Linked DNA regions of Homo sapiens: region 2 is linked to region 1. A link is a loop called in an ENCODE intact Hi-C map of the cell type or tissue named here. Cell type or tissue: transverse colon. All regions are shown on one strand. Links, peaks and the distances in the headings refer to the core of each region. The heading gives the core; the rest is flanking DNA. Region 1 overlaps ABL1 (ABL proto-oncogene 1, non-receptor tyrosine kinase). Region 2 overlaps LOC124902288 (a long non-coding RNA gene).

Region 1 (16,470 bases), core at 7,389-12,388:
TGACGCACCAGAGGGAGGCACTCAAGTGCCTTTTCAGGACAGCCTGAAGGAAGCCTCCCTCCCCAGCATGCTTTTTCATGTTAAATTATCAATTATGTAAGTTTAGGGCCAGGCGCGGTGGCTCCTGCCTGTAATCCCAGCACTTTGGGAGGCTGAGGTGAGTAGATCACTTGAGACCAGGAGTTCAAGACCAGCCTGGCCAACATGGCAAAACCCCGTCTCTACTGAAAATGAAAAAAAAAAAAAAAAAAAAAACTTAGCCAGGCGCAGTGGCTCACATCTGTAATCCCAGCTACTCAGGAGGCTGAGGCAGGAGAATCACGTGAACCTGGGAGCTGGAGGTTGCAGTGAGCCTAGATCGCACCACTGCACTTCAGCCTGGGCGATGGAGTGAGACTCCAACTCAAAAAAAAAAAAAAAAAAATTTCAATTGGCTTCTATTAAAGCTTTTTTATGTTTGTCATTGTTTTCTAGTAATAACAACAATCCACATTTTTTGTGAGAAATATACCATAATATAGAGAAGTATAAAGAAAATGTAAGGCCAGACACGGTGGCTCACGCCGATAATCCCAGCACTTTGGGAGGCTGAGGCAGGCTTATCACCTGAGGTCAGGAGTTCGAAACCAGCCTGGCCAACATGGTGAAACCCCATCTCTACTAAAAATACAAAAAAAGTAGCCGAGTGTGGTGGCGGGCACCTGTAATCCCAGCTACTCAGGAGGCTGAGGCAGGAGAATTGCTTGAACCCGGAAGGTGAAGGTTGCAGTGAGCAGAGATCACGCCATTGCACTCCAGCCTGAGTGTCAAGAACGAGACTCCGTCTCGAGAAAAAAAAAAAAGAAAAGTAAATTTAAAGCACTTAAAATCCCACCACCCTGAGTTAACTACTGTTCACAGTTTGGTGAAATTCCTCCTCGTCTTCTATTTTTTCATAGTTGGGACCATGCCTATATACTGGAATGTAATATAAACACTTAATATATTATTGCGAGTATATTCTCAAACTTAAATATTTTTTCCAAAAATATTTTGAGTGGCTTTTAAAATATATCCTATTTTATGCATGCAGCATAAACTAACTTATCCTGTGTTGATAGATATTTTGTACTTGCCCTTTTCTGTGCTGTTGTTTAAAATTAGTGTATAGAAATAATTGTGTTGATCACTTAGGATAAATTCCTAGAGGTAAATCAGATATTAAATTCTTTATAGACTTCTGGTTCATATTCCAGTTGCCCTCAATTTATACACCTACTACTAGCATTGTATGAGAGTGCCCGTTTCTCTGAAATCTTACCCACACTGGCTGTCAGCGTCAAAAAGATGTATCTGCAGATTTGGCAAGGAATTTGCATTTCAGTGATTATTATCAAGCGTTCACACACTTTCCATGTTTAATGGTAATTTTTTTTGTTTTTTTTTGAGACGATGTCTCACTCTGTTGCCCAGGCAGAGTGCAGTGCCGCGACCTTGGCTCACTGCAACCTCTGCCTCCCAGGTTCAGGTGATTCTCCTGCCTCAACTCCTTAGCAGCTTGGATTACAGGCATGCGCCACCATGCCCGGCTAATTTGTGTATTTTTAGTAGAGACGGGGTTTCACCATATTGGCCAGGTTAGTCTCAAACTCCTGACCTCAAGTGATTGCCCGCCTTGGCCTCCCGAAGTGGTGGGATTACAGGTGTGAGCCACCGCACCTGGCCTTTAATGATAATGTAAATTTTTTGTGAATTGTTTATTCGTGGCTTTGCCCCATTTTTTCCATAGTGGAGGGATTTTTCTTTTTCTTGTTGGTATGTAAAGTCCTTGTGTGTCAAGAATGCTCTGCCTCACAGTTTTTCTAATATAATGACAGTGGAAGCTCGTAACTGGCTTCCACTTGACTGACTTGCTAAATTGACCGGCACTCTTCACTTCCTTATAAAACATGCCTCCATAGTCCCTGTGCCCCATGGCACATGGGATGGGGTAGCCACACTACCACTGTCTGCTGCTGCATATGTTCCTGTCCACAAGAGCCAGTCATGTTTGTTTCCAAGCCTGGTTCTTTCAGATATAGCTGTTGTTGTAATTACTTGGTTGATATGAAACCAATGAAATGCAAGTGTGAAAAGAGAATTGTTTCTAGGAAAATTAAGATGAATGCTTTAGAAAGACTCAGTAAAGGAAGATAAATTTAACAAATTACTACAGAATTAGGTGTAAGACAACAGTAAATGATTGGAATGAATTACAGAAATCTAGAAAGCTTTGACAGTGGGAATGCGTAGTGAATGGCTCTAAGTTCTCCCTCCATCTGTAGGAAATTGAAGCTGGAAGTGAGATGATATATTCATTATAGGGAGGACTTACAGAAGAAAACATCAAGCTCTAATCACATGTCCACATTTCGTTTTGTTTACTTATTTTTTGAAATGGAGTCTCACTCTGTTGCCCAGGCTGGAGTGCAGTGGCATGATCTCAGCTTACTACAACCTCTGCCTCCTGTGTTCAAGCGATTCTCGTGCCTCAGCATCCTGAGTAGTTGGGGCTACAGGTGTGCACCACCACGCCCAACTAATTTTTATATTTTTAGTAGAGACGGGGTTTCGCTATGTTGGCCAGCATGGTCTTAAACTCCTGACCTCAGGTGATCTGCCTGCCTCGGCCTCCCAAAGTGCTGGGATAACAGGCATGAGCCACCGCACCCAGCCCCACATACCTACATTTCAAAGGACAGTCTTTGGCCCTACAGTCAAGACTACCAAACCAATGTACACTAAATGGGGGTGGGGATCACGTTGTTGTTTTTTGTTTGTTTTTGTTTGTTTGTTTGTTTGTTTGTTTTTTTGAGAGAGTCTCGCTCTGTCACCCAGGCTGGAGTATAGTGGCGTGATCTCGGCTCCCTGCAAGCTCCGCCTCCCGGGTTCACGCCATTCTCCTGCCTCAGCCTCCCGAGTAGCTGGGACTACAGGTGCCCGCCACCACGCCCAGCTAATTTTTTTGTATTTTTAGTAGAGACGGGGCTTCACCGTGTTAGTCAGGATGGTCTCGATCTCCTGACCTCGGGGATCACATATTTTAATAAAATTGATAATCCCTAATAGTGATGGCGCTAGGTGTACTTTTAGAGCCAATGTAAATAGTCGAGAAAGGGGGCCAAACATATGACTAAGCTTCTTCTACACTCTAGGAGATGTCAGTATTGCAAGATCCTGTTCCTTGAAATTATCTTTGCCCCCCGCCATTCAGAAAAATTACCAAATATTGTAATAATGTAATTTAGGACTTACCCTTTCAGAGAAACAGTTCCTGAAGGTTGACTTCAGTTAGTAGTACAGAAGCGAGACTTGAAGCTCTTCATGGTTTATGTTCTGTTGGTTTATCCCAAAGAGATGTTTTAGAGCACATTCATTTCTGAAAGTTCTCGGTCATGTTTCCGGAAGTTTGATCAGGTGGGTTCTTTTTCTTTTTTTAAAAGATAATTTTTTTTTTAAAGATAATTCAGAATCAGTCCCACCCCTGAGATGGTATTATTACCCAGGAAAGAATGCGTGAGGATCCTCTAAATCCATAGAGAAGGAAAACTAAAACAATTTTGTTACCATTTGTTTGGCTCAAGCATCTGGTAGATCCTTCAGTTCTTTTCAAATTAGAATTTTCCTCTCTTTTTCTTTTTTTTTTTTTTTTTTGAGATGGAGTCTTACTCCATTTCCCAGGCTGGAGTACAGTGGCACAATCTCGGCTCACTGCAGCCTCACCTCCCGGGTTCAGGCAATTCTCCGGCCTCAGTCTCCTGAGTAGCTGGGATTACAGGTACCCGCCACTAATTTTCATATTTTTGCCTGGCTAATTTTTGTGTTTTTAGTAGAGATGGGGTTTTGCCATGTTGGCCAGGCTGGTCTCGAACTCCTGACCTCAGGTGATCTGCCCACCTCAGCCTCCCAAAATGCTGGGATTACAGGGGTGAGCCTCCACGCCGGGCCTCTCTTTTTAAGATAATAAAAATTACTAAACATCATAATGACATGATTTGGGATTACTCTTTCAGAGAAACAGTTCCTAAAGGTTTACTTCAGTTAGTGATTTTTATTTTTATTATTTATTTATTTTTTGAGATGGAGTCTCACTCTGTCTGCCAGGCTAGAGTGCAGAGACGAGATCTCAGCTCACTGCAACCTCCGCCTCCCAGACTCAAGCGATTCTCCTACCTCAGCCTCCTGAGTAGCTGGGACTAGTAGCTGGAACTACAGGCGCCCGCCACCATGCCCGGCTAGTTTTTTCTATTTTAGTAGTGACGGGGTTTCACCGTGTTGCCCAGGTTGGTTTTGAACTCCTGAGCTCAGGCTCAGGCAATCTGCCTGCCTCAGCCTCCCAATGTTCTAGGGTTACAGGCATGAGCTACTGTGCCTGGCCCAGTTAGTGATTTTTAAATTGTAGTTCCTTAAATGAGTATTTTGGATTTCACTCCACAATGTTCTTCAACTGTAAGATCTACTTGAGGTTATTTGATTTGCTGGTTTGCAAGAACTCGTCTACACGTTGTCTTTATCACAAAGAAATTCTGGAGCGTTTGAGCCCTGTTCAAAAAAAAAAGGCAAGAAGAAACTTCAGGAACAAATAACCTATTTGACCCTGTAATGAATAATATTCACACATTTTCTAATTTAAGAGCTGTTGATTGATTTCCAACTTTTAGAATCTGTTTCAGACAAAACATGGAAGTTTAGTAACAGTTTTTTCTATTCTGTAATAATAATTGCCACAAGGTTAAAAAAAAAAATTTACAGAAGAACATATTTGAGGGTGGTCGTGGGGGCAAGAAAGCTGGAAGGACGGGTGGGGTGTGTTAATAGCCTTGTCTTGTGAAGTAAGTCCTCAGAGACGCTGTCCTAGTTGGAAGAACAGGCAGTGAAGGTGTGCGTCTGTTACGGAGAATAGGACTCCAGTGATCTAGCTGGTACTTAGAGAGGTGGGGGTGATCACCAAAAAAACAGCTCTGCCTCTGGGAGCGGAGAGGACTGGGATAGAAAGTATTTGTCTTTCATTTTAAGCCCTTCTGTACGATTTGACTTTTCTTTTTTTTTTTTTTTTTTTTTTTGAGATGGAGTCTCACTCTGTCACCCAGGCTGGAGTACAGTGGCACGATCTTGGCTCACTGCAACCTCCGCCTCCCAGGTTCAAGCAATTCTCCTGCCTCAGCCTCCCAAGTAGCTGGGACTACAGGCACCTGCCACCATGCCCGGCTGATTTTTGTATTTGTAGTAAAGACAGGATTTCACTGTGTTGGTCAGGTTGGTCTTGAACTCCTGACCTCATGATCCACCCCCGGCTTTTTTTTTTGACACGGAGTTTCTCGTTACCCAGGCTGGAGTGCAGTGGCGCAATCTCTGCTCACTGAGACCTCCACCTCCTGGGTTCAAGCGATTCTCCTGCCTCAGCCTCCTGAGTAGCTGGGACTACAGGTGTGCGTCACCATGCCCGGCTAATTTTTGTATGTCTAATGGAGACAGGGTTTCACCATGTTGGTCAAGTTGGTCTCAAACTCCTGAACTCAGGTGATCCACCCACCTTGGCCTCCCAAAGTGCTGGGATTACGGGCGTGAGCCACCATGCCCGGCTAAAGCAAGAAATTTTCATTGCATATTTTAAGCAAAGGCAAATGCATATGTGGATAGACTGTTTTAATTTGACTAAAGTCATATTGAATCCATGAATTTTAGAAGCTCAAACTATTGGGGAACAATAATTACCACCTTGGAGTGAAAATACTTAATTTCCACAAGATTTAGTAAAGGAAGAGTTTTTTAAAAACCACCTTAATGATAATAGTATGTACAGATGTTAAGAAATGAAATAGGAATGTGTAATGTTGGAAACACAAATATTTTTGCTTCTGAGAATAAAACTAATTTTTTCTCCCAATTTTCTCTTCCTTTTTCTTTTTTCTGTTCCCCCCTTTCTCTTCCAGAAGCCCTTCAGCGGCCAGTAGCATCTGACTTTGAGCCTCAGGGTCTGAGTGAAGCCGCTCGTTGGAACTCCAAGGAAAACCTTCTCGCTGGACCCAGTGAAAATGACCCCAACCTTTTCGTTGCACTGTATGATTTTGTGGCCAGTGGAGATAACACTCTAAGCATAACTAAAGGTAAAAGGGTTGTGGGCAGCTAGTGGTGGTTGCAGGAGATAGAAATCTGGGAATTGCGGTTTGACCTACCACCCTTTGCTCGTTAAAGGAGCAGCTTTGAAATCTGGACTGCAGGGATATCCAAAACAACAACTGCATGTTTCTAAGGGAGTCGACTCTCCTTAGAGGAGTTCTTGTACAATAGCCCTGGGCAAAAACAGAACTTGCCCTATTTTTTATACTGAAAAGGACAGCTGGACAAAATACTGAACGCAATTTTTCCCCTAAGAAAAAGCATTATTTCCCTAAAATGTCTTATATTAGGAACAGAGCACTTGAATAAACATAATTGATTTATAAAAACTGAGGCTATACACTTACCTATCTGTTCAGTACAAACAGGAAGCTTCAAATGTAAACGTGAATTCTCATACACTTATAAATGCATATCTTTATGTGGACTTGTTAAAATGAAATTGGTATTTAGGAATTTGGAGATTTTTAGTAGTTACACAAGAATCAATGAAAAAGAACGAAGCTGGTTTCCAAAGCTGATATGTCTGATTTGGTTCCTTTCTTCTCAGGTGAAAAGCTCCGGGTCTTAGGCTATAATCACAATGGGGAATGGTGTGAAGCCCAAACCAAAAATGGCCAAGGCTGGGTCCCAAGCAACTACATCACGCCAGTCAACAGTCTGGAGAAACACTCCTGGTACCATGGGCCTGTGTCCCGCAATGCCGCTGAGTATCTGCTGAGCAGCGGGATCAATGGCAGCTTCTTGGTGCGTGAGAGTGAGAGCAGTCCTGGCCAGAGGTCCATCTCGCTGAGATACGAAGGGAGGGTGTACCATTACAGGATCAACACTGCTTCTGATGGCAAGGTAGGGGACCCTTGGCAGGGGGCGCTGATGGGCCCAGGGCAGGGGAACCAGAGGTCCTGCTGTCGGATTGATAAATTATTGCAAGAAAGCTCAACCAAGAAGATGTTTAAAGAATCTTTCAGGTGGGAGTCATTCCATTAGCCTTATGAAGACCCTTTATTGAGGATCCGTTCTGTGATATTACAAGTTCCTGGGACTGGTATGATTCTCTTATTGTCTTGCTAGAGTTTTGTTGTTAGCAAGTTACTTAAAATAGGAGGAATATCTGTTGGGTTTTGGACACATTTTTTACAATAAGATTCTTCCTTTAAAAAAAATATTTTATAATGATAGAAATCATCCCCAACGAGAAAAATTCAAATAATAGATAACCTTTCTTAGAGCGAAAGACCACTTTACTATCCCCTCCCCCACAGACGCCTGGCACGTGGGCTTCTTCCTGCGGATGAACACATTCATGGAGAGGTGTGTGGACATACGTGCATACACGCATGCAGTTTTCAGTGAAAACCGGGATCAAACCCACAGCTTACCAAACCCAAAGTGTGGTGTTGTAAGGGAGGTGGCCTATATGATTTTGTGGTCTTCATATAAATAATCCTTAAGAGTCCATAAAGAGAAGGGAGGAGTTAACATTGACTGAGGTATTGCTATAATACCTGCATCTTTGCATTAAAGAAAGGGAGGCATAAAGAGATCTTGCCCGATGTCAACCTAGTGAGTCACTGATGGAATAGGCTTGGATCCCACAGTTTATTCTACTGCACCAGGCTGTAGTTGAGGTACAGTGTTGATAGGTGGTCCCGATGGTGTATGTTTGTTTGTTTGTTTGTTTTTGAGATGGAGTCTTGCCCTGTCACCCAGGCTGGAGTACAGTGGTGCGATCTTGGCTCACTGCAACCTCTGCTTCCCATGCTCAAGTGATCCTCCCACCTTAGCCTTCCGAGTAGTTGGGACCACAGGCGCACACCACCATGCCCAGCTGTTTTTTGTTTGTTTATTTGTTTTGAGATGGCATTTTCGCTCTCATTGCCCAAGCTGGAGTGCAATGGTGCGTTCTCGGCTTACTGCAACCTCCACCTCCCGGGTTCAAGCATTTCTCCTGCCTCAGCCTTCCAGGTAGCTGGGATTACAGGCATGCACCACCACACCCAGCTAATTTTGTATTTTTAGTAGAGACAGGGTTTCACCATGTTGGTCAGGCTGGTCTCAAACTCCTGACCTCAGGTGATCCACCTGCCTCAGCATCCCAAAGTGCTGGGATTACAGGCGTGAGCCACCACGCCTGGCCGTTTTTGTATTTCCAGTAGAGACAGGGTCTCGCCATGTCGCCCAGGCTAGTCTCAAACTATTGAGCTCAAGCAATCTGCCCTCCTCGGCCTCCCAAAATGCTGGGATTACAGGCACGAGCCACTGTGCCCAGCCTATATTTTTTAAATAGTATGTAATGCATGCATATGGTTAAAAAAAATCAAAAGAACAAAATGAATTACAGTAAAAAGTAATCGTCTCCTAATTCACTTTTCCTGCCCAGAGGCAAGCACTGGTACTAGTTCCTTCTAGAGTTACCTGGACACAGATGGATGGTATATAGATGTTTATGTGGATGTTTATATTCAAAAAGGCACGCAAATGATACATGCACGCGAATGCATCATGCTTCTCCCGTGTGATAATACACCTTCGAGATTGTTTTATGGCAACAGGTTTAGAGCTGCCTCATTCTTACCAGTGACTGTGTACCGTGGATGGACTGTCACTTATTTCAGTAGTCCCCTGCTGGTTGACTTTTAGGTTGTTTCCAATCTTTAGTTATTGTAAATAATGCTGATATGAGGTGGCTTTCAAACCTTTTCAAAAATCTGGTTCTGCTGTAAGAAAAACTCATTTTACACCACCACCCAGCCCTCACAATATAACAAAAGTTTCATGAAGTCTTACCTACCCTTACTGTATGTAACGCACTCTGATAGTTTGTATTTCATTCTGTTCTATTTCATTTTTTAAAAATTCTGGTTGTAATCCACTAAATTTATTTCATAGACTGACTAGTGGCCCATGGCCTGGTTTGAAAATGCGTTGCACGTGCTTCTTTATGTGGGTGTAAGTGTGTGCAGATAAGTTGCCAGAACTGACTGAAGGTTATGTGCATCACCAGGTCACCCTCTATAGAAATTGTACAAATTTGTTCTCCCACAAACAATCCATGAAAGGGCTTGTTTCCCCTTAACCCACACCAACAGTTTATTATTAGACATGTAAAAACACCTTTGTCACTCTGACTGGTAAAGAATGGCATCTCATTATGTTGAATATCCATGTGGCATATTTTGGGTCATCTTTATGCCATTTAGTAAATTCATCTTTTTCCTACATGTTAGAAATATACCAAGTGTATATGTGTATCTAGGCCTGTTGACCTCTCTGTTCTCTTCCATTGGTCTGTCTATCCGTATGCCAGTACCAAACTTGTAATTGCTATGGCTTCATACCATGTTGTGGTATCTGATAGGCTAGTCCCCACTTACCTTTTTAACTTTTTTTTTTTTTGGCTGTCTTCACACATTCACTTGTACCATATGAACATACATATACTTCCTTTTTAATGTTCTTATTTTTCTTCACATCCCAAAGTCTTCTGGCTGAAATCCTATTGCCCATATCTGATGCTTTCCACCACTGCAGAATTCTTTAGTACCAACACTGCAGTGTGCGTGACGGACAAAAGAGCCTGTTATCCCTGTGTGACTAGACGTGGGCCTGTCAGCTTGCTTTTTGGGTTATTGTTCTTATCCCAGAGGTGGAGCTGCGTTCTTCCATTCTGAGGGACGTACTTCAGGACATTGGGCCCTTTGAAAGAGCCTTCAGACCACAAGGGTACCTTTCTAGTGAATCAGAACACCAGGGTGCACCGCCCATGGGGGGTGATTTTCTGGAGCAGACAGCTTGCTTCCCATGTGTGCTATTTATCCAAGGCAAGTCATGCTGCACCGAGATAGTCACTTGAGGTTTGCACCGAACAGGATAATGGTTTCTTTTCCCTAGAGCTGTTTAATCAGCAACCTTGGAACAGATGCAGGCAGGCATGATCTAGTGTGACAGCTCATTAGCTAGGGGTTGATCTAAAATACTGTTCAAATGGGCAAGGAAAGGCCTGCGTATGGGATATGTGATTTGCAGAATTTGAGATTCATCCAAAGAGGGAGAATCTGCCTAAGATGCCTCTGTCTAAAAGCTAGTATGTGCCAGGTGGGTTTGTTTCATTCCAGGTAGAGCACAGGGAGCTTATGTGACCAGGCAGTGTCCACCATTGGGCAACACATCACACTTCCCTTGGCGTCTTGCCTCCTCCCTCCCCGTCTGGCACAGACTCTCCCATCAGCCGTTTGGGCACCTGGGGACTTCTGAGCCCACAGCGTCATCCAGCAGACCGTCTGCGGAGGTTCCTTCCTGTGAGGGCCGCACTCGAGGGGGTGTATTGGGTGGGATCGTATCACTGGAATGAGTGAACATCGTTAGAGGGAGCTCCCACAGCTATGCGTGTGACCGTGTGGCTCGCCGCTGAAAAATGCTGCTCACATAGCAGAACTTCGATGCAATCCTTTTTGGATTTCTAAGGGGAAATTTTAAGACCGATAGGAGGAATAGGCTGGGGTTGAATAAGTTTGGTTCTTATTTTTAAATTAGCTCATCTTTAGAAAACAACTGAATTTAGAAGATTCTTCTGTAAGGCCCCAAAGGATTTCTTTCTGCCTCCCCGCTCTTGGCTCTTATTTGTGTCTCTCCTCGTGTTCTGAGCTTTTCAGCAGCCCTTGTGGGTCATCAGCCGAGGACCATCAGCTCGGGGCCCAGAGCTGGGGACTGGGAGTTATGAGCTGGACTCTTGAAGGGGCCAATACTAAACCGAGCCGTTGCCATTTCCTAGGAGCCTTGACAGGCTCAAACATCTCTGGGTACCCGGGGATTTGACTGTCATTGTTCTGATCCTTTCCCAAAGTTGTAACCCTCTGTTGACATAGCGGAATTGAAGATTGATTTTTCTTCACCACCTTCTGCCTAAAGTTCTTAGTTCTGAATGTGTCCACACCTCATTGACTTCTATGAGATGCCCCTGTCACGTTCCTCGATTCCTTCTAGTCCTTAATAGAGTCTTTCCTTTTCTTGAAAGAAATTTGCCCAGTTGACATTTATTTTCATCGTCTGCTGAAGTGACAGATCCAAGGCCCTAAGCTTCAGCAGAGTTGCAGGAAGGGACCATTTACACAGCCTCTTAGATGTTTAAGGTTTACCCGCCCTGACAGTGGCTCAGCAGGCGTAGGCCTCCTGGTGAAAAGCCGAGCACATGGCTAACCTGCTCTGGTGGAGGGGCTTTGGACCGTTCTTGTGTACTGCGAGGCTTGCCTTCCTGCTGGTGTGTGAGCAGCTCTCGGGGGAACTTGCTTCCTGGCTGAGCAACCTGTAAACAGTATGTCTGAGGTGGGACTCCCGGGCCCAAAGCAGCCAAAGGTTGCACAAGTCTAAGCTCCGTTAGGCCTGTCAGTGTGGCTGTCAAAAGAAACGCTGTTTCTTTTCTTTCTTTCCTTTTTTTTTTTTTTTTTTTTTTTTTTTTTGAGACAGGCTGTCACCCAGGCTGGAGTACAGTGGCACAATCTCGGCTCATTGCAACCTGCGCCTCCCAGGTTCGAGCGATTCTCCTGCATCAGCCTCTCAAGTAGCTGAGACTACAGGTGCCCACCAGCATGCCCGGCTAATTTTTGTATTTTTAGTAGAGATGGGGTTTCACCATGTTGGCCAGGCTGGTTTCGAACGCCTGACCTCGTGATCTGCCCTCCTTGGCCTCCCAAAGTGCTGGGATTACAGGCGTGAGCCACTGCTCCTGGCAAAATGCTGTTTCTAAGCGTTTCTTTGACAAGTCCCATCCTTCAGGTTCATGCATGATTAGGGAGAGGCAGCAGCCCTGACTGAGCACCTGAGTGTTCATGGAACCAGGTGCATAGCGTAATGACATGCCATTCATGACACTACTTTCTTCCCTGAACATGCCATGAATTCCTGATGATTACACAGTTCCCCAACAAGTGCTGCTCAAAACCTGGAACTAATCAGAAGGAAGCACCAGCCTTGACTGTTAGTGGGACACGGGGAAGATGGCTGTGAACCAAATATGCGGTGCCTTTGGGGGAGAATGGTTTTAGTATTTAGTAAGTGTCAGTATGTAAGTTTTATGTTGAAAAATGAACTAAGTCACAACAAGGTCTATAAATTTAATTATTGAAAAGGATAAAGTTGGGCCATTCAGTGAAACCTCCTGTAACTGAAGTCTCTAACACAGTAGCCAATGGGGGAATCAAATGAGCCCAAGAAGAAATTCTGCGTAAACTAGGACTTAGGGGAGCCCTTAGCATTCCACTTTGGAGTGAAGGAACCCGATCCGCCAGTTGGGGAACGCTCCTTTGAGGCCCATGTGCTTCCTGCTCCGACGGGAGAGAGGGATAATGAGACTTGCTCCCAGGTGCCCTGCCCTGGAGCCCAGCAGGCCACACGGGCTCTTTGACTCTGTACTGTGCCAGTGATTTCCAAGATGGGAGTGGTGCTCTGATTGCAGGAATGTCTTCTTGGAATGGCTTTTCTCACTTCTCTAGAGTCCTTGGTAGGGAGCACATCATCAGCTGAGCTAACGTGAGAACAGGGGTTGGAGCACTTGCCACCGGCAGTGAAGTAATCGGACAGCTGACAGTCTTTTCCAGAGGGTCGGGGATTGGGAGCTGACCCCAGGTCCCGCTCCGTTTTCTTTGTGTGCAGCACTTGTGTTGGTGACCAGCAGTGAAGAGAGTGCGTGGACGTCACCGTGTGGTTATGAAGCTAACGGCAGCCCTCAGCGGTGCCGACTTCCGCTCCCCGACACATTCCTGTGTGCACGTTCGTGGGTCTGAGCGTGACTCATGGTGTGTGTCCCTAGAGCAGTTCACTCAGAGGCTTCTCTTCCGTGCTCTCAAGAATAAAAGCAGGGCCGCCACATCCTGATAAGTCTTGCCATTCAGCGGTCCTGTCTTGCAGAGGGATAAGCCAGTGTCCCCAGGCCACAGTCCTTACACCTTGAGCAAGTTCCCCAGAGTGAAGCAATCTTTCTAGACAAGTTTTGCGTTTCTCAGAATTTTATTTTAGTGATATTGTTACCAAAAGATTGTAACCCCAAAATGTGTGCCTTTGGCTTGCCTGTTTTAGGAATTCACTTGTGTTATCTCCCCAAGCAAAACAAAAGAAAGAGAAACCTTCCTGTTGACGAATCCTTTTTACCTTCTTGAGAGTTGTCAATGGGACTAACTTGTATATTTCTTTGCTACCTTCTTTTAAAAACATTTTTCTTATTTACTATTACAGACGTATAGTAATGGTGCCTGACATAACCCACAGCCAAAGGCCTTGGCCTTGCTGTGTGTATTTCAGGCTTTTTCTTCCCTTTTCTTTTTTTTTAAGTAATAAGATATTACAGTTATAGCTGAAGCCTGATCCTGTTCCCTTTTCTCCCTCTCGTCCCAAGCATCACCACTGTCCCAAATCTGCTCCTTCTTCCCACATCTTTGCAGTTTGGGCAAGTCTTCTGAATGCCTAGTCATGATTTTAAGTCTTCTTTCCACCTTCAGTGATGGTTGGCTACCCTGAGCAAGCCAGTAGATTCAGTTATGTGCCTGGAGTCCAGATGTTTTATGTGGATTTTTCATGTGGAATTGTTTTTGGTAAGGAAGTATTCCCTTGCCACACCAATGAAAAGAGAAGAAAACAGGTAGCTGGCACCCACTGCATTGTTGCTTTCTGCCAGCCTGCTCCTTCTCCTTCCTCTCCAGCTCTGTTGTGTCCAGATGCAAACTCTACATGCAGGGTTTGACCCTAGGTCCTCACCTGCTGTAGCTCTCACACGGGGACCGAATGCTCTTGTGTCGTAAATCCTTCCTTTTGCTTCCTCGTGTTGGATGTGTTTAGTGGTTTTCATCTTCTGGTCACTATTTCATTCTAGGTTTATCCCCTTTAAATTATAAATTAAATGAATTCTTCGCTTTTCCTACCAGCAACTACCCACCAAGTTCTACCATGTGTTAATTTAATCAACAGTTATTTATTGAGTACTTATTACATGTTGATTTCCTGTTCTCAACATTGGAATGAAGACAGCTTAGGGTTCTGCTTTCATGAAGCTTGCATGCTCTTAGGTGGAGACAGACAGTAATTAAGCAGATAAACAGGAAATTATGAGCTAGTAGTGGGTCCATTGCTGAGAAGTAAGACAGGTGGTAGGATGACCCGTGCCGTGTGATGACTTTAGATTGGGTGGTTGGGGAAGACTTCACGGACCTTAAAACTGGCCTTGGAACGGGAAGCGAGAACTGGGCACGGAAGATGAGGGAGTGGGAGATTTCAGGCAGAGGGAGCAGCAGCAGGTACAGAGGCCCTGAGGCCTTTTATTGTGTCTTTTTGCTTGAGCGAGTAACTTAGAGCACACGTAGAGAAAGACAGCAGAAGTGATCTTCTAAACACTCTGTCCTGTGTGGAGAGCTCCTTATGTGAGATTTTGCTGTGTAGTGAATTAAGGCTCAGCCAAACTGGCTCACGTGAGCTCTTTGAGCTTGCCTGTCTCTGTGGGCTGAAGGCTGTTCCCTGTTTCCTTCAGCTCTACGTCTCCTCCGAGAGCCGCTTCAACACCCTGGCCGAGTTGGTTCATCATCATTCAACGGTGGCCGACGGGCTCATCACCACGCTCCATTATCCAGCCCCAAAGCGCAACAAGCCCACTGTCTATGGTGTGTCCCCCAACTACGACAAGTGGGAGATGGAACGCACGGACATCACCATGAAGCACAAGCTGGGCGGGGGCCAGTACGGGGAGGTGTACGAGGGCGTGTGGAAGAAATACAGCCTGACGGTGGCCGTGAAGACCTTGAAGGTAGGCTGGGACTGCCGGGGGTGCCCAGGGTACGTGGGGCAAGGCGTCTGCTGGCATTAGGCGATGCATCTGCCTGGAAGTCTACCTCCTGCCTGCTGTCCGAGGGCTTCATTGGCGCCACGGAATTGACTTTTCCGTCTTATATCATTCCTGTGTCTTTGTAGGAGTGGAATCATTCTCATAGTCCGAGTGTGTTTCCACATATGGTGAGAGCTGACAAGCATGGAGGGGTTTTGGTGTAAAAAGATTAGTCATTTGGAGAGGTTTTCTCATTTTATGGCAAGGTTCTTTTAAAGCCGTGGATTTCCATGCTGTTCGTGCGGCATGGAGATCACTTCCTACCGAGAGTTAAGGAGGAAAAAAAGATCTCTGAGTTTTGAAAGAAGATTTAACCAAAATGCATTTGACTCTTCTGTGGATTTTTGTTGGCTGATTTGGAAGGCAGGTGCCCTGGGCATCCCCAGTGGGTTCCAATTCTGCAGCTGCCCAGACTCCTGCAGGCAGAGGTGGAAGTGTCCCCGCTAGAAAGGCATCCAGGAAACTCGCTTTTGACCAACTCAGATACAGTCTGGTCTTTCTTGTTAACTGGGACTTTACCCTCTCCACTAATGAATAGTGTTTGTAGTTTCCAGGCAGGTTTTTTTCTTCTTTTGAAGTTCTTTGAAACCCTTAGGACGCCAAGGGAAGGAAGTTTTCATTTTCAGCCCTTTGCATTCTTCAAAATGTGATCCAGGCTTTTCCCTGTGGCGAGGGTGTCCCCTAGTGTTGACTTACATTATTTCCACTTGTTTTAAATGAACTTTGATTACCTTGACCTGTGCACAGAAATCAAGAGAGGCAGCCCCTTTTTAGAGCTGTTAGAAAAGAACTGAAACATCCACCTCTGGGAAAAATAGAGTTTAGTTTGTGCATGTGTCTCAGAAGTCAGGTGCACACATTGAGACTGGTGCAGCCACATGCCTGCCTTTTAGGGACTCCTTGACTGACCTGATGCCTTCACCCAAAGGCATAGTGAAATGGGAAGTATGATTTCTGACTGGTATGAAGTGGCTGCTTTAGAGAAAAGATCACATTCTTTAGTCCTAGAAACCAAAGGTGGCTTCCTGATGCTCTTATTCAGCACGTGCCTGTCTTTGAGGCAGGACTGGCACTGGGGTGGGGGCATGGTTTGGGGTTACCTTAAGGACCCTGGATATTTCTCAGATAGGACTTTTTCTTTTCTTTTTTTGAGACGGAGTCTTACTCTGTTGCCTAGGCTGGAGTGCAGTGGCATGATCTCAGCTCACTGCAACCTCCGCCTCCCCAAATTGGCGATTCTCCTTCCTCAGCCTCACGAGTAGCTGGGATTACAGGCACCCGCCACCACACCCAGCTAATTTTTGTATTTTTAGTAGAGATGGGGTTTCGCTGTGTTGGCCTGGCTGGTCTCAAACTCCTGACCTCAAGTGATCTGCCTACCTCAGCCTCCCAGAGTGCTGGGATTATAGGCATGAGCCACCACACCCGGCCCTGGACTTTTTCTTAATTGAATAAATATTTATCAAGTT
Region 2 (16,470 bases), core at 5,386-10,385, 51 kb before region 1:
AGATTGACACTAGGAAAGAGCAAAGAGCAGGTAGAGGTTTGACAGTTTACTCCTTTAAAGTAATCCATGTCCAATAACCCATGGAAAGTCTTCATGTACTTCTAAGGGGTAGACATACCCTAGTCTAGGTGCTAATCTAGGTTCTATCATGTGTTAGCTGTGACCCTGGGCAAATAACTTTATCCTATGGCCTCAATTTCATCTTGCAAAAAAATACGGATTAGATAATGGCACTTCCTTAAAAGGTTTGATGGGATTTCAATGGAATATTGCATAGAAAGTGCTTGAGGCATTGTAAGTACACAGTAAGTGAAGTGTTGACCATTATTAATATCATGATGATAAAGTGTGTAACTTATTTTATAAGTACCATATAATTGAAATTTGCCAATAGTAACTCCTCGGAGACTTCCAGGGAACTCTGTCAATCAAAAAAAGCTTTGTGTAATAATGGACGCTACCTTGACAGAGTGTGTTAGTCAAGAGAGGATACTTATTTATAAATTTTGGGATATTTATACTTTTTTTTTTTTCTTTAGAGATGGAGTCTTGCTCTGTCGCCAAGGCTAGAGTGCAGTGGCGCAATCTCGGCTCACTGCAACCTCTGCCTCCCCAGTTCAAGTGATTCTCCTGCCTCAGCCTTCCAAGTAGCTAGGACTACAGGCACCTGTCACCAGGCCTGGCTAATTTTTGTATTTTTTAGGAGAGACGGGGTTTCACCATCTTGGTCAGGCTGGTCTCGAACTCCTGACCTCGTGATCCACACGCCTCAGCCTTCCAAAGTGCTGGGATTACAGACGTGAGCCACCGCACCCAACTATAAAATGTATTTTTATAGATACTTATTGAATTTTAGGATGTGGGCTGGGTGATTATTTTTTAAAGTACTTTTAAAAAAATTAAGGTATTATTTACATATAATATCCACCCATTTTTAAGTATACATTTTGGTGAATTACTGTGTGTCAATCATGTAACCTCAAACACAGCCAAGATTATAAAACAGTTCTCTACGCTGCTTTGGTGATGGATACACCAAAATCTCAGAAACCACCACTACAGAACTTATTCATGTAACCAAACACCATGTGTTCCCCAAAAACCTATTGAAAAAAAAAAAGAACCCAAAACCAAAAAACAGTTCTCTCAACATTAAAAGTTTTCCTGTGCCTTTTTCCAGTGGATTCCTTCCCTCAGCCTCTGGCCCCAGACAAACACTTATCCACTTTCTGTGTCTGTAGTTTTGTCTTTTCAAGAAATTCCTATGAATGGAACCATATAAAAGTTATATAAAAATCATAGACTTTTGTATTTGATTTCTTTTACTCTTAGCATCATTTTTTTGAGATTTACTCCTGTTGTATGTATTTACATTTCCTCTTTTTCTTGGTGAGTAATATTGCATTATATGAATATCTCACAATTTATCCATTTTACTAGTGGATAACATTAGATTGCTTCCAACTTGAGGCTATTATAGTACAGCTGCTATGAACATTTGTGTATTCACCATTGTGTGAGCATATGATTTTCCCTACCTTCTTTTCTATTTCACTTTCTTTTCCTTTTTCTTTCCTTTTTTTTTTTTTCTTTTTTTTGAGACAGTCTCTCTGTGTCGCCCAGGCTGGAGTGCAGAGGCACGATCTCGGCTCACTGCAACCTCTGCCTGCTGGGTTCAAGCAATTCTCAGCGTCAGCCTCCCAAGTAGCTGGGATTACAGGGGCCCGCCACCACACCCAGCTAATTTTTGTATTTTTAGTAGAGACGGGGTTTCACCCTGTTGACCAGGCTGGTCTTGAATGCCTGGCCTCAGTGACCCACCTACCTCAGCCTCCCAAAGTGCTGGGATTATAGGCCTGAGCCACAGTGCCCGGCCCTTTTTCCTTTCTTTTTTTGAGATAGGATCTTGCTCAATCATGCAGGCTGGAGTGCAGTGGCACACTTGGCTCACTGCAACCTCCACCTCCTGGGTTCAAGCGAGTCTCCTGCCTCAGCCTCCCGAGCAGCTGGGACTACAGGTGCGTGCCACCACGCCCAGTTAATTTCTGTGTTTTTAGTAGAGACGGGGTTTCACCATGTTGGCCAGGATGGTCTCGATCTCTTGACCTCGTGATCTGCCTGCTTCAGCCTCCCAAAGTGCTGGGATGACAGGCGTGAGCCACCAAGCCCAGCTGACAATGGATTTTCTTTGTTTTCTCCTTCATCTGAAGATGTCTTCCCTTTGCCTTCATTTTTAAAGGATATTTTCTCTGGGTATAGAATTATAATCCGAGAGTATAGAGGTTGACAAGTTTTTTGGTATTGGTTTTAGTTTTGGGTTGTGTCTTTTTGTTGTTGGCTTTTGTTTTGTTTTTGCCCCTTATAGATGTTTCACTGTCTTTTGGCTCATGTGTTCCGATGAGAAGTCAGCCCTTCATTGGGTCCTTGTTCTCATCTGTTTAATACCTGTTCCCATACCTGCCCTTTCTCTCTCACTGCTTTTAAGATTTGCTCTTTATCTTTGGTTTTGGAGTATTTGACTATGAAGTGCAAGCTGCTTTGTTTCTTCTTGGTGTACATTCAGCATCTTGCATCTTCAAGTATCTGCGTATCATTAAGTTTGGGCAGTTTTTGGCTCTTGTTTCTTCTAAATTTTTTCTACCCCATTCTCCCTGTCCCTCTCCTTTTGGTATTGTAGTTACCCACTGGAACACGTGACATTATGTAGCAAGTCTCTGAGTCTGTTCATTTTTTTCCTTCAGTCTTTTTTTTTTTTTTTGAAATGGTCTCTCTCTGTTGCCCAGGCTGGATGGTACAGCGGTGTGATCACGACTCACTGCAACTTTGGCCTCCTGGGTTTAAGCCATCCTCCTGCCTCAGCCTCTTTGAGTAGCTGGGACCACAGGCACGTGCCACCACGCCTGGCTAATTTTTTGATTTTTACTAGAAACAGAGTCTTGCCATGTTGCCCAGGCTGGTCTTGAACTCCTGGGCTCAAGCAATCCACCTGCCCTGGTCTCCCAAAATGCTAGGATTACAGGTGTCAGCCACTATGCCAGCCTTTTCAATTTTTTATCTCTCTTCTTCATCTTGGTTAATTTCTACTCATCTTTTTTGAAATGCACATACTGTCCTTTTCTTTGTCCATTCAGCTGAGTATATCCAGTGAATTTTTTATTTCAAAAAGTTAATTTTTTTCAGTTCTAGAATTGCCATTTAATTATTTTTTGTTGTTCCTATTTCCCCCATTGAGATTTCCTACTTCTTAGCTGAGATTTTCATTCATTGGAAACATGCCTTATACTGCTTCATTGAGATGATTATAATAGCTGCTTAAAATCTTTGTCTATTCCAGCATTTTGTTGATCTGCAGGTTAGACTGGCAGTTGAACTAATTTGTCCCACTGTCTTGCTTCTTTGTATGGTGGGTAGTTCTGGATTGTTTACTGGACTGTATGAATGTCAAATTCTGGATATTCTGGATTCTGTTACTTTTCTCTAATACTTGTTTGGTTTTATCAGGTGGTTTTCTTGGCTGGGTTTGAACACAAATGTGTTTCTCTCTGAGATCTTTAGTCTGTAGCTGAGCTGCTTTGTGTCTGTCCCATGCATGAGTGGCTCAAGGGTCAGTCAGGGATGTGATTGTACGGGGATTGGAGATCTTCCCCTGCCTTTTTCCCTTCTAGGATTACTTCAGTCTATTTATTTATTTGTTTATTTATTTAGAGACAGAAGTCTTCCTCTGTCACCCAGGCTGGAGTGCAATGGCGCGATCTCAGCTCACTGCAACCCCTACCTCCCGGGTTCAAGCGATTCTCCTGCCTCAGCCTCCTGAGTAGCTGGGATTACAGGCCCGCACCACCACGCCCGGCTAATTTTTGTATTCTTAGTAGAGAAGGGGTTTTGCCATGTTGGCCAGGCTGGTCACGAACTCGTGAACTCATGCTCTACCCGCCTCAGCCTCCCCAAGTGCTGGGATTACAAGCGAGAGCCACTGCGCCCAGCCGGCTCTCTTTGTTATTCATAGTTTCCTGGCTTCTCTTTTCTGAGCCACCCAGCCAAAAATGCTTTGACTTTTTCTATGCATGTTTCTGTCATGTCTGTGCATGACATAAATCATAATATCCTAAGACACAAAATTGTTAAAGGCAATAATTTGGAAACATACAACAATAAATAAAATGGTTATAGAGATGTAACTTTAAAAAGTTGAACATTTTGTTAAAACGATTCCTGAATATGCTGGAAAATTCAGATAGTTAACAAAATATTTTGAGGATAAAAAGGAAAGGAATCTGTTATCTGGAGGTAGAATAACTTGGCCATTTTACAGAAAGGAAACAAATTCTGATTTCACTTTTTGTATATCATCCATTTGACAATTTTCAATAAAAGGTTTATTGAAAACGGAATACATAAGGCTGGTGTTTGGACCTTTTTCCTAATTAGAAATTGTCCATGTCTCCAAAGATTATTAACTCAGTTTATTATCAGCTAAAGAGATCTTAAAGTTGACTAAACACCTGGAAATTAAAACTTAGGCCAACACATCAAAGTCTTTATGACTTGAAGTGTTTTAAGAATTAATGAGGCAAAGCACACACCTGTGGTCCCAGCTACCCAGGAGACTGAGGCAGGAGAACTGTTTGAGCCCAGGAGTTTGAAGCTGCAGTGAGCTATGATCATGCCACTGTTCTTCAGCCCAAGAGACTGAGTGAGACCTCTTAAGAAAAAAAAAAAAATGACCGGACACAGTTGCTCACGCCTGTAATCTCAGCACTTTGGGAGGCTGAGGCGGGTGGATCACGAGATCAGGAGATCGAGACAATCCTGGCTAACACGGTGAAACCCTGTCTCTACTAAAAAAATACAAAAAAATTAGCAGGGCGTGGTGGTGGGCGCCTGTAGTACCAGCTACCTGGGAGCCTGAGGCAGAAAAACGGCGTGAACCCAGGAGGCGGATCTCGGCAGTGAGCTCACACCAGTGGCTCACACTTGTAATCCCAGCACTTTGGGAGGCCGAGGTGGGCAGATCACCTGAGGTCAGGAGTTCGAGACAAGCCTGACCAACATGGAGAAACCCCGTCTCTACTAAAAATACAAAATTAGTGGGCGTGTGGCGCATGCCTGTAATCCCAGCTACTTAGGAGGCTGAGGCAGGAGAATCGCTTGAACCCGGGAGGTGGAGGTTGCAGTGAGCCAGGATCGCGCCATTGCACTCCAGCCTGGGCAACAAGAGCCAAACTCCGTCTCGAAAAGAAAAAATTCATGAGACTAAATCATTTTAAAAAGATGTCTTTTATTACAATTTCTTTCAATTAAACAGTTTTATATTTTTGAAATTTTAAACAATTTGTGCAAACGAGATCCTACTGGACCTATAAAACTAATGTAGTTAATTTAGAAGGTTTAAATCACGAGAAGTTAAGCCCAAATCTTGGGTTGATTTAATTGTTGTGTTAACATTGTTTTTATATCATAATAAAATCAGAAGGATGCATAGACTTGTTTTTAAGCTAATATTAACTTCTATTTCTAGCCCAAAGAGTCATCTATCAAAAGCCAGCTCATATTAAGTAGGGGGACCAAGAGGGAGGTCTCTCAGTTAAACAAAGTTATTGACTTGTCTTTAGACAGGCAAGACAGAGTATCTCCTCATAAGGTTTTCTTTTAACCTTTTTGTTCTGAAGTTAATATGTCTTTTAAGTGAATAATCTTGTTTATAACAACATTTTCTTTTCTGTTTTGTTTGTTTGTTTGTTTGAGACAGAGTCTCGCACTGTCACCCAGGCTGGAGTGCAGTGGCACAGTCTTGGCTCACTGCAACCTCTGCCTCCTGGGTTCAAGTGATTCTCCTGCCTCAGCCTCCCGAGTAGCTGGGACTACAGGCACATGCCACCACTCCCATCTAATTTGTTTTGTGTTTTTAGTAGAGACGGGGTTTCACAATATTGGTCAGGCTGGTCTCGAACTCCTGACCTCGTGATTCACCCACCTCGGCCTCCCAAAGTGCTGGGATAACAGGCATGAGCCACTGCACCCAGCTATAACAACATTTTCAAAGTGGCACATTTTAATATGAATAAACCTTCTACAATCACAGGCCTAGAAAGTTTTTCTTTTTCTTACGGAATTTCTTGACTGTTTACTTGTACTAGATATTTCTTCGGTATATTCATAATGACAGAACAATTGTTTATGATTGATTGATCTCCAAAGTTTCCCAAGAAAAGAGAAAAAGTAGGAGGGGAAGGAAGAAAGAAGTGAGCAGAAGTTGGCTTCAGAGAGATAGGAAGGGCCAGTTCCCTTCTCTGTTTAAGGAGGGGAGAAGACTTAGATGCAGGGAAACTCATTTTGACATGCCAACTCAAACCACAGAAGCCAGAGTCAGTTCAGCTGGTTTCAGTAGTAACTCAGGACCTTGACAATTCTGTTAAGCCATGTCCTTTAAAAGCCAGCTCTTATTAAGTAGGGGGATGAAGGGGGAAGCCCTTCAGTTAAACAAAGTTACTGACCTGTCTTTTAGACAGGCAGGACAGAGGATCTCCTCATGAGGTTTTTTTAACCTTTTTGTTCTGAAGTTAATGTGTGTTTTAAATGAATAATCTTATTTATAACAACATTTTCAGCGTGGCAACTGCAGTTTCAGAATGGTGGAATTATACCAGTCAGAGAGAGATGCAAATGATTTAAAATAGGAAGAAAGCAGGTGTCTGGCCCAGAGGACCAGATTAAGAAGACCCCATGAGAGTTACAATAGTTAGTGAAAATGGTGCTTCTGCAAACCTCATGTCTACAGAAGCTGGTCAAAGACCAGATGCCACCAGGTAGAATCCCAGCAAACTCTTCAATGGTAGATATCTGTCACCATCCTTAGGAGGTAGGTCTGTGGAAGCTCACTATAATACCATTTGCTTAACAGATATACAAACATGGATCAGATATAATTTCAACCCACAAGGAGCTCACAGTCTGGCTCTTCTTTTGAGGCAAAAAGACTAAAGCTGTTGCCTTTATGGTAAGATAAATCTGCCTTGGAGTCAATCCAAGGTGATTTAATTACTGTAGGTAGTTGTACCAATAAGGCTTGTATCCCAGAGAACTCCATATTGCATTTAAGCTTGTTAGTAAGCCAGGCCAGCTCTATTTCCTGTGAGGACTTTAAAAAAAATTGCATTCACACATTTAAAAATTAGCATAAGCAGGGTGCAGTGATGCACGCCTGTAGTCCCAGCTACTTGGTAGGCAGAGGTGGGAGGATCACTTGAGCCCCAGAAGTTCAAGACCAGCCTGGACAACAAAGTGAAGTGAAGACTGTCTCAAAAAAATTAATTATGACATAAAATGTTATATGTCTTAATTTACACAAATATAAGTATATACTTTTAAATCCCATTCTTACACACAAAAGCTAGCATACTGTGTAAAGTATTCTGGACCTACACACCTTTATTTTTTTAACATAACAATATGTCTTGGATACATTTTCCTATTTGTCTATAGAAAGTTTCATCATTATTTTAAAAAATTTGTTTTTGGCTGGGCACAGTGGCTCATGCCTGTAATTCCAGCACTTTGGGAGGCCGCGGCAGGCGAATCAGGAGGTCAGGAGTCCGAGACTAGCCTGGCCAACATGGTGAAACCCCATCTCTACTAAAAATACAAAAACTTAGCTGGGCGTAGTGGCGGGCGCCTGTAATCCCAGCTACCCGAGAGGCTGAGGCAGGAGAATCGCTTGAACCCGGGAGGCAGAGGTTGCAGTGAGCCGAGATCCTGCCACAGCACTCCAGCTGGGGCGACAGAGTGAGACTCCATCTTAAAAAAAAAAGTTTGCTTTTATATTTCATACCTGCATGGTATTCTATTGTGTGAGTAGGCCATCATCCAGTGGTCTTCAAACTTTCCTGTGTACTCCGTAACAGAATTTGTTGTTTTGACATGCAGTCTCACTCTGTTGACCAGGCTAGAGTGCAGTGCCACAATCTCAGCTCACTGCAGCCTCCACCTCCTGGGTTCAAGAGATTCTCATGCCTCAGCCTCTTGAGTAGCTGGCGCATGCCACCATGCTTGACTAATTTTTGTATTTTTAGTAGAGACGGGATTTCACCGTGTTGGCCAGGCTGGTCTTGAACTCCTGACTTCAAGTGATCTGCCCGCCGTGGCCTCCCAAAGTGCTGGGATTACAGGCTTAAGCTACCACGCCTGGTCTTCTAATAGAATTTTTAAAAACTGTATTTACCCCCTTGCACATTTAAATTGACATCTAAGATTTTTATTATAAGTTTAAATAGTTGTAAAGGATGTATTTTCCATTATATTTTATACATTCCTTAATTTTATATATATATATATATATATATATAGTTTTTTTTTTTTTTTTTTTTGAGATGGAGTCTCACTCTGTCACCCAGGCTGGAGTGCAATGGTGCGATCTCGGCTCACCGCAGTCACTGCCTCTAGGGTTCAAGAGATTCTCCTGCCTCAGCCTCCCGAGTAGCTGGGATCACAGGCACCCGCCACCATGCCCGGCTAATTTTTGTATTTTTAGTTGAGATGGGGTTTCACCATGTTGGTCAGGCTGGTCTCGAACTCCTGACCTCAGGTGATCCCCCCCACCTCAGCTTTTCAAAGTGTTGGGATTACAGGCGTGAGCCACTGTGCCTGCCCTCCCTTAATTATAATTTAAAAAATTTTTGCAGATGTAGATTTATATAAATTGGCAAGCCAGTTCTCTTTATCAAATTAACTGATCAAAAAAAAAAAAACAGATTAACTGGTCAAACATAGATTTACTTTCTGTCAGTAAAATTTTGACTTCATTTTTTTAAATCAAATAAGCATGTTAACCCGGTATTGCTGTGACAACCTTTATCCTAATTTCTTTTCTTCTTCTTCTTCTTCTTCTTCTTCTTCTTCTTTTTTTTTTTTTTGAAATGGAGTCGTGCTCTGTCACCCAGGCTGGAGTGCAGTGGCACAATCTCGGCTCACTGCAACCTCCACCTCCCAGGTTCAAGCAATTCTTCTGCCTCAGCCTCCCGAGTAACTGGGACTACAGGCATGCACCACCACGCCTGGCTAATTTTTGTATTTTTAGTAGAGATGGGGTTTCACCGTGTTGGCCAGGCTGGTCTCGAACTCCTGACCTCAGGTGATTCGCCCACCTTGGCCTCCCAAAGTGCTGGGATTACAGGCATGAGCCATCGCACCCAGCTTTTTTATCCCAATTTCAAGATGGGTGGGCAGGTAGGTAGGTAGGCAGGTGGGTAGATAGATAGGGCCTTCAGACTTGCCTCGCATTCATCTTTTACATAAAATAAGACAGTTTCACCTTGAACACTTCTGTGGTGAGACTGTTTAGTCTTGTAGCTCTAAACTCCAGCCATACTCTGATGACTCCCACATTTATAAATCCCAGATTTGTATACTCAACTACTTATCTAACAGGTCAAAACTGAACTCTTAAAATTCTTACATTTGTGTCCACACATGATTGGCTAAGCTAATGGGGCTCAGATTTACCCTGTCACCTGAAACAACTGTAAAACTGGAGAAAATATGTCAAACTCTGAAGTTATTAGGTCTAAGGTGATTAAGAACAGCGAATCCTGAGACCTGAGAAATAGAGCCCTATGATTGCTCTGATTTAATGCTCGGAGAAAGTTTCCAGACCGCGGTGCGGGGAGAAGGAACATCAGCAGGCCCCAGCAGTCTCTCCTCATTGAAGAGGTAAAATGAAAATCCAGGGCAGCTGGGGCAGCTAGAGTTCACAGGCAGAGAAACAAAGAGGCAAGAGATGCACAGAGAAGAGAACACTGGCCTGCAGATGCCCAGGGAGCCCACTCGAGTATTCGGTTGAGTACTGATCAGTGCACCCATGTGAGGAAACCCCTTAGTTCAGGGAAGGAGCCACTCAAAAGGATTAGAGAGAACCATTTACGGAGTTCACACAGGGCCAGAAATAGTTCCTGTTCCCAGTAGCAGAGTAGAACATTTCATGATTCAGGGGTATTGATTGGAGTACTAAGAAGAGTTGTATTAGTGAAGGTTCTTGAGAGAGAGAGAGAGAGAGAGAGAGAGAGAGAGAGAGTGTGTGTGTGTGTGTGTGTGTGTGTGCACGTGTGAAGAAATTTATTGTAAGGAATTGCCACGTGATTATGGAGGCTGATAAGTCCCAAAAATCTGCAGGGCGAGTCAGCAAGATGGAGACTTAGGAGAGCCAATGATGTGGCTATAGTCCAAAGGCTGACAGGCTCAAGACCCAGGCAGAGCCAATGTTTCAGTTCAAGTCCAAAGGCAGGAAAAAAGTTGATGTCCCAGTTCGAAGGCAGTTAGGCTGGAAGAATTCTCTTTTACTCAGGAAAGGGTCAGATTTTTTGTTCAATTCAGGCCTTTAACAGATTGAATGGGGCTCACCCACATTAGGGAGGCCAAGCTGCTTTACGCATTTTGCCAGACTAACGTTTGACCAAAGATCTGAGCACGTATGGCCCAGTCAAGTTGACACATAATGTTAATCATCACAAAAGTCTTGCCTCAATAGTTGGGAAAAATTAATCCTAGAATAAATGCTATTCTGGTCTTGCTTAGCAAAGGTTAAGAGCAAGACCAAAAAGATCAAACCTTTTCCAAACAAAAGCTGAAGAATATTTTTAGGGATACAAAACCATCTAGGACCGAGTGTGGTAAAATGCACAATGTTTACCAGCCATTCCAGAATTACTAGGTATGAGCAGAAGTAGTAACATACAACCAATAACTGACCAGAAATGAGACAGATTATATAAGTAGTACATTACAGACATTAGTCATTATAATTGTATTCCATGTGTTCAGTAAGCTAAAGAAAAGATTTAATATGTTAAGTAAAGACATGAAAGATGATGGCTGGGCATGGTGGCTCACGCCTGTAATGCCAGCACTTTGGGAGGCCAAGGTAGGTGGATCACCTGAGGTCAGGAGTTCAAGACCAGCCTAGCCAACATGGTGAAACCCCACCTCTACTAAAAATACAAAAATTAGCTGGGTGTGGTAGCGTGCACCTATAATCCCAACTATACGGGAGGCTGAGGCAGGAGAATCACTTGAACCTGGGAGGCAGAGGTTGCAGTAAGCCAAGATCGTACCACTGCACTCCAACCTGGGCGAGAGAGCAAGATTCCGTCTCCACAAAAAAGAAAGATACAGAGATGAAAAATACACTGAAGACTGTCAGAATAAACATTGCACAAGTAAAGATTTGTGATTTTGAAGACTTAACCATAGAAACTATCCAAAATGAAGCAGAAAAAAAAAAGAAACCCTGAAAAAAATACATGAACACAACATCAGTAAAGTGAGGGACAACATCAGGTAGCCAAATGTGTGTGGAATTGGAGTCCCTGAAGGAAGGGAGGGTATGAGGGACCAAAAAATATATATAGAGAGAGAAAAAAAAATGGCTGAAAAATTTCCAAGTGTAATGAAAGCAGTAAACACACAGATCCAAGAATTTCAAGGAACTCCAAGCACAGGAAACATGAAGAAAAACTATATACTAAGGCACATCTTAAGCAAATTGCTTAAAACCATGGTTTAAAATGGCCAAAGAAAAAGATACATTATATACTTAAGATCAGGGTGACACCAGATTTCTCATTGGAAACAATGTAAGCCAGGTTAACAGTGGAACAATACATTTAAAGCAAAGAAAGAAAACAGTTGTCTACCTAGAATTCTTTTCTCAGTGAAAATACCTTTCAAAAATGAAGGCAAAATAAGGTCTCTTTCAGACTTTAAAAAAAAAAAGGAAGAATTTATTACCAGTAGATATGCAGTACAAGAAATATCAAAGGATGTAATTAAAGCAGAAAGAGAATGATAACTGGTAGAAAACTGGAGCCACCAGGAGTCCCAGGCTGCAGTGAGCTATGATCGCACCACTGCATTCCAGCCTGGGTGACAGAGTGAGACCCTCTGTCTAAATAAACAAACAAATAAAAGAAAACTGGAGCTATAAAAATAAATGAAGACAATGCAAAGGGTAACTAAGTGGATAAATACATAAGATATTTTTTCTTTTTGTTTCAGTCTCATTAAAAGATATGTCTTAGAGGTAATTACACATTGTAGCATTTGTAACTTACATAGAAGTAAAGTTTATGACAATAGCAGCACAAAGACTGGGAGTGGGAGAACAAATATACTCTTGTAAGCTTTTTACACTACATGTGAAGTTGTATAATGTCAATTGAAGGTAGACTGTGATAAGTTAAAGATGCATATGATAAAATCTATAGTAGCAGAGTTATAGCTAATGAGCCAACAACAATAAAAAGTTGGGATATAATCCCAACACTTTGGGAGGCCGAGGTGGGTGGATCATGAGGTCAGGAGTTCGAGACCAGCCTGACCAACAGGGTGAAACTTTGTCTCTACTAAAAATACAAAAATTAGCCGGGCATGGTGGTGGCACCTGCCCGTAATCTCAGCTACTCGGGAGGCTGAGGCAGGAGAATCACTTGAACCCAGGAGGCAGAGGTTGCAGTGAGCGGAGATAGTGCTACTGCACTGTAGTCTGAGCGACAGAGTGAGACTCCGTCTCAAAAAAAAAAAAAAAAAAAAAAAAAAGTTGGGATAAATATCTTTAAATAATCCAAAAGATGGCAGAAAAAAAAACTAAACAGGAAAAGCAAACAGAGCAGATGGGACAAATATGAAACAAAGAGCAAGATGGTAGGTTAAAATTCATATCAATAATTAATTCACCATTAAGGGCCAGGCAGAGTGGCTCATGCCTGTAATCCCAGCATTTTGGGAGGTGGATTAGGAGGATCACTTGAAGCCAGGAGTTTGAGACCAGCTTTGGAAGCCAAGTGAGACTCCATCTCTACAAAAAAAAAAAAAAAAAAAAAAATTAGCCAGGTGTGGTGGTGTAGTTCCACTCAGGAGGCTACGGTGGGAGGATCACTTGAGCCCAGGAGTTTGAGGCTACAGTGAGCTCTGATCACACCACTGCACTCCTCCAGCCTGGGTGACAGCGAGATTCCATCTTAAAAAAAAAAAATCCTCATTAAAAGCAGACATTGTGAGATTGGATAAAAAAGCAAGACCTATTTATATTTATATGCTGTCTACAGTTATCCCACTTTGAATATAAAAATACAAATACGTTAAAAGCAAAAGAGTGGAAAAAGATGTTAATATGTTAACATTAATGAAAAGAAAACCTTAGTGGCATATTAAACAAACTATATTTTAAAATGAATGTCACCAAGGATAAAGGAGAATTATTTCATAATAATAAAGAGATACATTCATCAAGACATAATTCTAAATGTTTATGCATGTATTAACAGAGATTCAAAATACAAACTTTTCAAGGAGAAATAAATCTGTAATTATAGTTGAAGGTTTAACAACTCTCTCACAAAAACTGATAGAACAAGTAGACAAAAATCAGTGAGGATATAGAAGATTTGGACAATATAATCAACTGACTTGACTTAATTGATGTTCAGTAGAACATTCGACCCCTAAACAGCAGAATACACGTTCTTTTCAAGTGCATATGGAACTGTTTCCAAGACAAATCATTTTCTGGGCCATTTTAAAAGCCTCAGTAGACCCGGCGGGTTGGCTCACGCCTGTAATCCCAGCACTTTGGGAGGCCAAGGCGGGCGGATCACCTGAGGTCAGGAGTTCGAGACAAGCCTGGCCAACGTGGTGAAACCCCGTCTCTACGAAAAATACCAAAAATTAGCTGTGTGTAGTGGTGGATACCTGTAATCCCAGCTACTCAGGAGGCTGAGGCAGGAGAATCACTTGAACCCGGGAGGCAGAGGTTGCAGTGAGCCGAGATTGCACTACTGCACTCCAGCTGGGCAACAGTGAGACTCCGTCTCGAAAAAAACAAACAAACAAAAGCCTCAGTGAATGTAAGCTGATTCAATTTGTAGAAAGTATGATCTCTGGCCAGGTGCGGTGGCTCACGCCTGTAATCCCAGCACTTTGGGAGGCTGAGGCGGGCGGATCACGAGGTCAGGAGATCAAGACCATCCTGGCTAACATGGTGAAACCCCTTCTCTACTAAAAATACAAAAAATCAGCTGGGCATGGTGGCGCTCACCTGTAGTCTCAGCTACTCAGGAGGCTGAGGCAGGAGAATCACTTGAACCCGGGAGGATGAGGTTGCAGTGAGCCGAGATGGTGTCACTGCACTCCAGCCTGGCTGAGAGAGCGAGACTCCATCTCCAAAAAAAAAAAAAAAAAAAAAAAAGAAAGTATGATCTCTGGCCACAAGGAATTAAATGAGGAATTAATAACAGAAAGGTATCTGGAAGATCTTTCAAATATTTGGAAAATAACATAATTTTAAGTAAATCATGGGTCAAAGAAAATCAACAGCGAAGTAAGTAAGTATCTGGAACTGAATGAAGGTGAAAGTGCCACATAAAATTTGTGTGATGGAGCTAAAGGGAAATTTATATAGTGCAGATGGTCCCTGACTTATGACGTCTCAACTTACATTTTTCAATTTTATGATGGGTTTTTCAGGATGTAACCCAATTTTAAGTTGAGCATCTGTATCAGAAAAGAACAAAGGTCCCAAATCAATGACCTTGGGGTCCCACTTTTAGAAATTAGAAAAAATGAAGACTAGTGAAACCCCAATTAAGCAGAAGAAAAAGCCAGTGTGGCCAGGCAGGGAGGCCCATGCCTGTAATCCCAGCACTTTGGGAGGCTGAGGCGGGCAGATCACAAGGTCAGGAGATTGAGATCATCCCGGCCAACATGGTGAAACCCCGTCTCTACTAACCATACAAAAATTAGCTGGGCGTGGTGGCGCTTGCCTGTGTAATCCCAGCTACTCAGGAGGCTGAGGCAGGAGAATCGCTTTAACCAGGGAGTCGGAGGTTGCAGTGAACCGAGATCGCGCCATTGCACTCCACCCTAGCGACAGAACGAGACTCCGTCTCAAAAAAAAAAGAAAGAAAGAAAGAAAAAGAAAAGGCCAGTCTGGAAATCAATGAAACAGAAAACCAGTACAGAAATCATGAAACCAAAAGCTAGTTATTTGAGAGAGCAATGAAACTCATAAACCTCTACCCAGACTGATCAGGGGAAAAAAGGGAAGACAATAACTGTAATATCAGCAGTGAAAGAGATGACATCACACAGATTCTAAAGATATTGAAAGTGTAATAACTGAATATTGATCAGCAATCTAGAAGAAACAGATTCCTTGAATGACACAAACTACCAAAGTTCACTCAAGAAGTAACCATCTGCCGGGCGCAGTGGCTTACGCCTGTAATCCCAGCACTTTGGTAGGCCGAGGTGGGCGGATCACGAGGTCAGGAGACCGAGACCATCCTTGCTAACACGGTGAAACCCCGTCTCCACTAAAAATACAAAAAATTCTCCGGGCGTGGTGGCGGGCGCCTGTAGTCCCAGCTACTCAGGAGGCTGAGGCAGGAGAATGGCTTGAACCTGGGAGGCGGAGCTTGCAGTGAGCCGAGATTGCACCACTGCACTCCAGCCTGGGTGACAGAGCCAGACTCTGTCTCAAAAAAATAAAATAAAATAAAAATAAAGTTTAGTAAAATAAAAAAAATCAGTAAAATACAAATAAAATTTAGTAAAAATAAAGCTGATTCTAAAATGCATGTGCAACAGAGGATCTAGAGTAGCCAAAATAAGCTCCTCTGTCTGACTTAAAGTCTTAATTAAAATAATCAGACAGGCCGGGCATGGTGGCTCACGCCTGTAATCCCAGCACTTTGGGAGGCTGAGGCAGGTGGATCACCTGAGGTCAGGAGTTACAAACCAGCCTGGCCAACATGGTGAAACCCCATCTCTACTAAAAGTACAAAAATTAGTCAGGCGTGATAGCACACGCCTGTAATCCCAGCTACTCAGGAGGCTGAGGCAGGAGAATCGCTTGAACCCGGGAGGCGGAGGTTGCAGTGAGCTGAGATCATGCCACCGCACTCCAGCCTGGGCGACAGAGTGAGACTCTCAAAATAATGAAATAAAAATAAAAAACTGAACTTCATATCTTGTCCCCAGATCTGATATAGTCACTTCTTCCTTTGTTCAGTTAAACCCAGCTTCATGTTTCTGCTTGCCCAGGGCCAATAACTTTGGGATCTTCCTTGACTCTTCTTTTTCTGTCAAACCCCGTACCAGTCTTTCAGGTAACCGTAACTTCAGAGTCTATCCAGGTCACCTCTGCTTGTCCAAGCCCCTGTCATCTCTCACTTGGATGATTTCATTAGCCTCTTGGCCAGGGTCCCTGCTTCTGCTGGTATTTCCTTAGTTTCTTCTCCCTACAGCAGCCAGAGCTAATCATTTTAAATGTCATATTTCTGTCTCGCCTCAGCTGCAAACCTTCCAGTACCTTCCCAGCTCCTTCTAAATAAACACCAGAGGCCGGGTGCAGTGGCTTATGCCTGTAATCCCAGCACTTTGGGAGGCCAAGGTGGGCAGATCACCTGAGGTCAGGAGTTCGAG

Evidence for each region. Peaks named below come from ENCODE experiments on the same cell type or tissue, not always from the same donor. Only the 100,000 strongest peaks of a DNase experiment are listed, where the experiment ranks them.
Region 2: a loop joins it to region 1, with 9 times the contacts of the local background. A loop is called at or near these places in 2 of 110 quality-filtered maps.

What each region holds. Positions count from the first base shown.
Region 1 is chr9:130,848,113-130,864,582 of GRCh38, forward strand. ABL1 (ABL proto-oncogene 1, non-receptor tyrosine kinase) reads left to right here. Exons shown (of 11, transcript NM_005157.6): 2 at 5,952-6,125; 3 at 6,689-6,984; 4 at 14,651-14,923. Among named protein-coding and RNA genes, the nearest start is that of ABL1, 21 kb to the left of the region's middle. RefSeq lists enhancers at 11,616-12,465, 12,466-13,313, 14,375-14,875, 14,876-15,376. In transverse colon, for the core only: no CTCF peak of the experiment used is centred there; a DNase peak (open chromatin) is centred at 10,409; H3K27ac peaks cover 3,446 bases.
Region 2 is chr9:130,799,353-130,815,822 of GRCh38, forward strand. The region is part of intron 2 of LOC124902288 (a long non-coding RNA gene); the gene reads right to left. It also overlaps a transcript of ABL1 not described here. Among named protein-coding and RNA genes, the nearest start is that of ABL1, 28 kb to the right of the region's middle. In transverse colon, for the core only: no CTCF peak of the experiment used is centred there; no DNase peak of the experiment used is centred there; H3K27ac peaks cover 1,206 bases.